Regions from separate parts of the Homo sapiens genome. Here region 2 is linked to region 1. A link is an interaction called in ENCODE POLR2A ChIA-PET data of the cell type or tissue named here. Cell type or tissue: OCI-LY7. All regions are shown on one strand.

Region 1 (4,000 bases):
TACAAAAATTAGCTGCGCATGGAGGTGTGCACCTGTAGTCCCAACTACTCGGGAGACTGGGGCAAGAGAATCGCTTGAACCCAGGAGGTGGGGATTGCAGTGAGCCAAGATCACACCATTGCACTCCAGCCTGGGTGACAGAATGAGGAAAAAAGACACTGAGATGCAAGCAGTGAAGGAATTAGTCCAGATGTCATGGAAGGTCCCGGGTAAAGGATCACAGAACCAGGACTGGAGTTTAGCCCTGCGCCCTCCCTGGGATCTGGACCTCTTTGAAAGAGAACCATGGGATGCAGGCAGTTGGACAGGTAACACGGCAATGGGGGAACGGTGGGCTCTGGGGAAGCAGGCAGGCCTGTGAGTAGGCAGCAAGGCTGTGCCCCCACCCGCTGGCAAATCTGCCCCCTCTTCCTGAGTCTCGATTCTCATCATCCACTTTGTCTTCAGAGCTGGAGACCAGGGCATTTTCCTTGTCCCTTCCTCTCCCATCAGGCACCAAGTCCTGTGAATTTTGAACCCCAAGGACCCTCCATTTCTGTGCATTGCACCCTCCTTCTCCTTCCCTGGTGGTGGTCCCCGTCATGGCTCCCCCAGGTAATCTGCACGGGTGTCCTGGCTGGGCCACCTGCCTGCATCTTGGCCCCATCCAAGCCCATCTCTGCTCTGCAAGCTGAACACATATGTATTTTTTTTTGAGACAGGGTCTCACTCCATCACCCAGGCTGGAGTGCAGTGGCACAATCTCGGCTCACTGCAACCTCCACCTCCCAGGTTCAAGAGATTCTTGTGCCTCAGCCTCCTGAGTAGCTGAGATTACAGGCACCCACCACCACATCCAGCTAATTTTTGTATTTTTAGAAGAGATGGGGTTTTGCCATGTTGGCCAGGCTGTTCTCAAACTCCTGGACTCATGTGATCCACCCGCCTCAGGCCTCCTGAAGTGCTGGGATTACAGGCGTGAGCCACGGCGCCCAGCCAGCAAGCTGAATAATCTTTCTGAAGGCCAATCACTGCCCTCCCTACCACCACTATTGGAAACTTCCAGATTAAATCCATGCTTTGGCCAACCAGACTCGTGTTCCCCAACGGTCCACACCTCAGCCATAGGAACATTTGCCATTTGCTTAAAGGCGCCATGAGCTCTCCAGCCTGCAGACTTCTGGATGTCCTGTTCTTTCACTGCCTGTAATGTGCTTACCTGCAGTATCTGCCTAGCCAGCTCCTACTCAGTCCTCAGACCTTCACTTGCTGCCATTTCCTCCAGGAAGCCCTCCCTGATACTTTTTGGAGAGCGTAATCTGTTCCCCCTCAGATCTTCCCCAGCCTGCTGGCTGGAACCTTCTATCATTCTTGACTATAACGGTTTGGCTTAATCATCTATCTTCTCCAATTAGCTCCATGAGGACAGGGGAGACTGTGTGATTCCATTTGGGGTTGTCAGAGGCTTGCTCAGAGGAAGGGTCCTGACTCCTGAAATTTATTTATTTTATGTAATTTAATTATTTATTTGTAGAGACGGGGTCTTCTCTGTCACCCAGGTTGGAGTGCAGTGGTGTGATCATAGCTCACTGCAACCTCTGCCTCCTGAACTCAAGCAACCCTCCCACCTCAGTTTCCAGAGTAGCTGGGACTACAGGTGCACGCCACCACATCCGGCTAGTTGTTTTTTTTTTTTAAAGATGGGATTTCGCTATGCTGCCCGGGCTGGTCTCAAACCCCTAGTCTCAACTGATCCTCCTACTTTAACCTCCCAAAGCACTGGGATTACAGGTGTGAGCCACGGCCCTGGCCCCCTGACTCCTGAAATTTAAAAACAGCAATATATTATTCTATCCGCCAAGGTTTGCATTGCCCAAGCATCTCATTTCACCTGCACAACACAATCCTACAAGTAGGTGGCAGTATGCCCATTTTAGAGATGGAAAAAACTGAGGCTCAGAGAGCTTTAGGTACTTGATCGAGGTCATGCTAAGCTAACAACAGTTACCATAGCAGGATGCAAACCTTGACTGAGGTCTTTTTACCCAATGACCATTTGAAAACCATCTGCCCTGTGAGGCACGGTGGCTCATGTCTGTAATTCCAGCACTTTGGGAGGCCGAGGTGGGATGGTCACTTTAGCCCAGGATTTCAAGACCAGCCTGGGCAACATAACAAGACTCTGTCTCTACAAAAAATAAAAAAATACTAGCTGGGGCCGGGCGTGGTGACTCACGCCTGTAATCCCAGCACTTTGGGAGGCTGAGGCAGGCAGATCACCTGAGGTCAGGAGTTCGAGACCAGTCTGGCCAACATGGTAAAACCCGTCTCTACTAAAAATAAAAAAATTAGCCAGGTGTGGTGGTGGACACCTGTAATCCCAGCTACTCGGGAGACTGAGGCAGGAGACTCACTTGAACCCAGGAGGTGGAGGTTGCAGTGAGCCAAGATCGCACCATTGCACTCCAGCCTAGGCAACAAGAGTGAAACTCCATCTCAAAAAAAAAAAAATATATATATATATACACATATATATATTTTATATATATATACACATATATATATTTTATATATATATACACATATATATATTTTATATATATATATACACATATATATTTTTATATATATATATTTTATATATATTTTTTATATATATATATTTTATATATATATATAAAAGCTGGGCATGGTAGTGCAGACCTGGAAAGAAGGAAGAAAGGAAAGAAAGAGAGAGAGAGAGAGAGAGAGAGGGAGGGAGGGAGGGAGGGCGGAAGGAAGGAAGGAAGGAAGGAAGGAGAAGACTATCTGCTCTATGATTTACTTGCCATTTTGTTTGAAATTAAGCCACTTTTTTACATGACAAAATGGGACCAGGGACACATTATGCTTTGGTGTGTTATCTTTTTCCAACAGACAACAAGATCAATAACTATTTACATTTTTAAAATAAGCATGTATTCATGTACTATGCAAAACTGTGCGTGGTGAGCCTTTCTGAAGAGTGGGGAACCCTGGGCTGTTTCACCTCTGGATTTGATGGGGGATCCCATCCCCCAAGGCTCCCCCAGGTCTAGGGAACAGGAGCCTGGATTTATAGCATCCTCTTTGGGGTGTCAGGGCCAGCAGGGCAGCGTACGATGCTTACTCAGATACCTGGAAAGACCCCCACTGGGCTGGCTCTCATCTTTTCTTGCCCAAGATATGTCAGAACAAAGGTGCAAGCTCCAAAATAAAAGATGAGACACCCCCTCTCTCCCTCCCTCAATGTACCTACCAGTGGGAGCTGGAACAGCCTGTACTGCCTGGCTCCCCACTCCCCAGCTCCACCCCCATCTCTGGCCTGGCTCCCACCTCTGCCTCCTCTGAGGGAGGCCAGATGCAGGAGAAAGAGGGAGGCTCAGCCAGGCCAAGAGGCTGTCCTGACGTGTTTATATTTACAGGAGGATGAAAACCAGAGACACAAAAAAACCTTCGGGGGCTGCGACAGAAAAGACAGTAGGAGGTTTTCCAGGCACTGGGGGTAGGAATGGAGCCATTTGGGGGGTAAGTGGGAATTTGAAAGGAGGCTGCCGCCCAAGTCACATGAGGGCCAGCCAGAGCTAGAGCTGTGGCTCTTTAGAAAGAGACTGAAAAAGAGGGACCCTGGTGATCAAAAGGCAGAGGGAGGAAGAGGACGCAGAGGAGGAGTCAGCAGGGAGAAGGGAGGGAAATGAGGACGGTGGCCACAAAGGAGAGATTCAAGAAGGCAGGCTGTGGAAACAGCAGAGTGAGTCCTTAGGAAGTTAAACCTAAAATTGACCAGGCGCGGCGGCTCATGCCCGTAATCCCAGCACTTTGGGAGGCCGAGGCGGGTGAATCATGAGGTCAGGAGTTCAAGAGCAGCCTGGCCAAGATGGTGAAACCGTGTCTCTACTAAAAATACAAAATTAGGCGGGTGCAGTGACTCACGCCTGTAATCCCAGCAGTTTGGGAGGCTGAGGCGGATGGATCATCTGAGGTCGGGGGTTTGAGACCAGCC
Region 2 (4,000 bases), 250 kb before region 1:
TTCTTTGATAAAAATTTACATGCGCTCCATTTTTTATGAGAGTGATTTTCAGAGTGATTTTATATATTAAAATAAATACTTTTTCCCCTAATATAAGAAAAACCTTTCTGAATTAGAAAAATGTGAAAATTGCAGCTAGTGTAGTATACAACCACTACAAATTTACTAAGAAGAGAACAAAATACCTAGTTCTACGTGTTTTTTTTTTAAATTTAGGTACAGACCCTCATATTTACAAAATAAATTTGGCAAAAATAATTTCTGTACTCTTGCTTCTTGTACCCAATCACTGAGGCTCCTCAGCAATATTTTTACATGCTGTATTTTCCCGAATCATATAAATAAGATAGCAATAGACAATTGGGATTCATGTCTACCTGTGTTCTTAATCAAGAATTGAGAGGGCTTGGAGGTTGCCATTATGACTCTATCCCATTCTTAAGCCCACAACTCTTAAGAGAAGAAGAAAAGGAAGCAGTCAAAAAGTTGTAAGAAAATGCACTCAGGAATAACGCATGGGCGATGATTTTTTGATGAACCAAAGTGATGAGTTCACTGTGTTCTTTGAGCAGCTGTGGTGGTTCTTTTTGCAAAGAGAAGAAACGGTGGATTCACGCCCATTCGGAAGTTCTTGGTGGTGTGTAAGGTCTTTTTCACGGTTTCTCCTCCAGACTCTACTCTCTTAGGGATTGCAACACTGTAAGCACCTGAGCATTCAGCTCAGGCACCACACCTGGCCCAGATGAGGTCACCGGGCTCAGAGCAGCTTCCGGGAGTTCAGTACTGAGGACCGTCAGATGCTCTCAGGGTGGAGGGGACCAAGACGTACTCTCAGTGCACCTCTCTCTTACATTGCTTAGATGTTCCCAAAGTCCATCCAGGTTGTTGTGCTTTGGGATCTGACGTTCTTGGGTTTGCACAATAACGGTTAGGATGTTCACACCCGGGAGAGGAAACGCCACAAGAGGTACACACAGAGAATCAGAGGATGAACACAGGTGTTCTTGAAGGCAGGCTCAGAGCTAGGTAGCTACCAGCTTATCCGAACAGGAACCTTCCAGCAGACCTGGTACCTGAACCAGACCATCCATAAAACCTAGTCTCTCACACACTCCACGTGGCCTCACAACATCCAAAAGTGTTAGCAGCGAACATGGCTTCATTCCCAGAAATGGATGCCTTTAAGACCAAACAAAGAGGCCACTTGTGCCTGACTCCCTCCCCTTCCCGGCCCCACAACAGGCAGACCAACTCATGTCCCCACTCCCCGCCAACCCCGGGGAATAGTCAATAACTTATGAGGCTAATACCAGAGACTTTAAAAATTAAATATGGTACAAATATATTCTCAAAACTCTGTCATCTCAGTTCTTTTTTTTTTTCCTTTTTCCATTTTGTTTTTTCTTTCTTTTTCTTTTTTTTTTTTTAATGTCCTAGCTTGGTTTGGTCTTGAAAAGATTCATAATCACTCCAAATGAAATGCTCCTCCCTTGGCCACCAATGTGAAGGGAGGGTAGAAACCTGAGGCTAGACTTCTGACACAAGAAGAATCTGTCGAGAGCACAGTCTCCCAGTCAATAAGAAGGAAGGAGAGAGGGGGATGAGCTCGCACCCTTGAGAAGAACCTTCATGAGCCAATTCCCAAAGCATCAACTCCGCATGGATACTTTGCACACACATCAGCCGTGTCTAATGGACACACACACGTGCATACACACGTGAGCACACGCCGGGACCACAGACCCTTATCCAAAATATGAAAGCAGCAGCTATTGGTCAATTTGAGGAACTCATTTTGTAAAGAAAAAAAAAATCCTTCAGCCTGGATGAGAGAAAAAAAAAAAACCAAAAAAACCATCTTGAAGCTCAACCTGTAAAACTTGAAATTCTCCTGGAACAGGGCTGGGTGTTTTTGTTTTGTTTTTTCTTTCGAACTTTTGTTCCACAAACAGGAAGTTTTGTCTTTTATACTGAAGCTCAGACACCAGCAAAAAAAAAAAAAAAAAAAAAGAATTTGTAAAAACAGGTGCTTTCTTTCCATCTGCTGGGGGCGGGTGGGGGGAACGAAAAAACACAAAATCCTGGTTTGAAACCGTCGTTGCCCCAAAGGAGCAGCAACTGTGGAAACCCCTTGCCCTCCAGGTTCACAGTTAAATCCTCTGCAGGACTAGTTAAATTGGTAACCAAACGAGTCCACCTTAAGATGAACAGAAATGTATAGGAACGATCTCTGAACTCCATTGGACATGGTAGAGTCGTGAGAATCCTGAGTTTTCCAGAGGCTTTCAAACCAGAGGAAAGCGAAAATGGGAACCCCTGCCCGCCCCCGCCACGGTAGGCACTGTTAGGAAGGATTGGACCGAGGCAAGGTCAGAATCCGCCCGTTTTTCTTGCCTCCGTTCATGTGTGTGTAAGGGATGTGTTCCTCGTAGCTCCGCTTGAAACCCAGCGAGGACCCTCCATCCCGGCCCCCCGCCTCCTCCCTCTGACAGTGCGAGGAACGGTCCAGGGGCACATTCTCCATGTCCTCAAACTCCATCTCCAGCTCCTCACTCTCGGGAGCCTTGTTCTCCTCGCTGTGGAAGAACGACACCTCTGGAAAGCTGGGGTGCAGGTCGTCCTTGAGCAGGTTGACAATCTCCAGGAAGGTTGGCCTCATCTTGGGGTTGAATTGCCAGCACATGCGCATGAGGTCAGTGCTGCGGGGCAGAAGGACACGTCCTGGGTGAGTCTGGGGGCCCTGCCACGCATCCTCCCAAACCCCCACTCTTGTCCCTGCAGCCGACACCCACGGACCACATGTGCTCACATCAGATGCTGGCTGTGTGTGTGGACAATTGTCAAGGCAGAAATAGCATTGCTAGAGGTGCTGAGAGATGGTGTTTTCTTTTTGCTTTTCTTCTTCTTATTTTGGACACAGCGTCTCATTCTGTCACCCAGGCTGGAGTGCAGTGGCATGATCATAGCTCACTGCAGCCTCTGCCTCCTAGGCTCGAGCAATCCTCTCACCTTGGCCTCCCAAGTAGCTGGGACCACAGGTGTGCACCACCATGCCTAGCTAATTTTTGTATTTTTTGCAGAGACAGGGTTTTGCTATGTTGCCCAGGCTGGCCTCAAACTCCTAGGCTCAAATGATCCACCCACCTTGGCCTCCCAAGGTGCTGGGATTACAGGTGTTAGCCACCATGCCTGGCCGCTTTTTTTTTTTTTTGAGACAGGGTTTCTCACTTTGTCACCCAGGATGGAGTGCAGTGGCGCAATCATAGCTCATTGCAGCCTTGAACTCCTGGGCTCAAGCCATCCTCCTGCCTCAACCTCCCAAAGTGCTGAGGTTCCAGGCATGAGCCATCCTGTCCAGCCTGAAAGATGGTTTTGAAAAGGGATTCCTCATTTCAAAACTGGCTCAAGAGTAATCCCAGCACTTTGGGAGGTTGAGCCAGGAGGCTGAGTCCAGGAGTTCAAGGTTGCAGTGAGCTGTGATTGTGCCACTGCGCTCTACCAGCCTGGGTGACACAGCGAGACTTCATCTAAATATATATATATGTACATATGCATATATATTTGGAGGGGGGAATATATAATATGTATGCCTGACAAAATTTTTGTGTGTCTGTGTTTGTTTTTGAGACAGAATCTCACTCTGTCACCCATGCTGCAGTGCAATGGTGCAGTCTCTGCTCACTGCAACCTCTGCCTCCCCGATTCAAGCAATTCTCCTGCCTCAGCCTCCTGAGTAGCTGGGATTACAGGCGCCCACGACCGCGCCTGGGTAATTTTTATATTTTTAATAGAGGCGGGGTTTCACCATGTTGGCCAGGCTGGTCTTGAACTCCTGACCTTAGGTGATCGTTCACCTCGGTCTCCCAAATTGCTTGGGATTACAGGCGTGAGCCACCCATGCCCAGCTACCTGACAAAATTTTAAGTGTATAAAGAATTAACAGGCGGCTGTAATCCCAGCACTTTGGGAAGCCAAGGTGGGTGGATCACGAGGTCAGGAG

Evidence for each region. ChIA-PET counts read pairs that join two places held together with the same protein. Peaks named below come from ENCODE experiments on the same cell type or tissue, not always from the same donor. Only the 100,000 strongest peaks of a DNase experiment are listed, where the experiment ranks them.
Region 2: POLR2A ChIA-PET joins it to region 1 with 8 read pairs; 5 of 35 experiments call an interaction of 5 or more read pairs at or near these places.

The regions. Positions count from the first base shown.
Region 1 is chr19:7,365,270-7,369,269 of GRCh38, forward strand. The region is part of intron 2 of ARHGEF18 (Rho/Rac guanine nucleotide exchange factor 18); the gene reads left to right. Among named protein-coding and RNA genes, the nearest start is that of ARHGEF18, 18 kb to the left of the region's middle. In OCI-LY7, a CTCF peak has its summit at 1,901; DNase peaks (open chromatin) are centred at 1,632 and 1,912; H3K27ac peaks cover 1,124 bases.
Region 2 is chr19:7,114,712-7,118,711 of GRCh38, forward strand. INSR (insulin receptor) reads right to left here. Exons shown (of 22, transcript NM_000208.4): 22 at 1-2,699. The coding sequence ends at 2,345. Among named protein-coding and RNA genes, the nearest start is that of ZNF557, 47 kb to the left of the region's middle. In OCI-LY7, no CTCF peak of the experiment used is centred here; no DNase peak of the experiment used is centred here.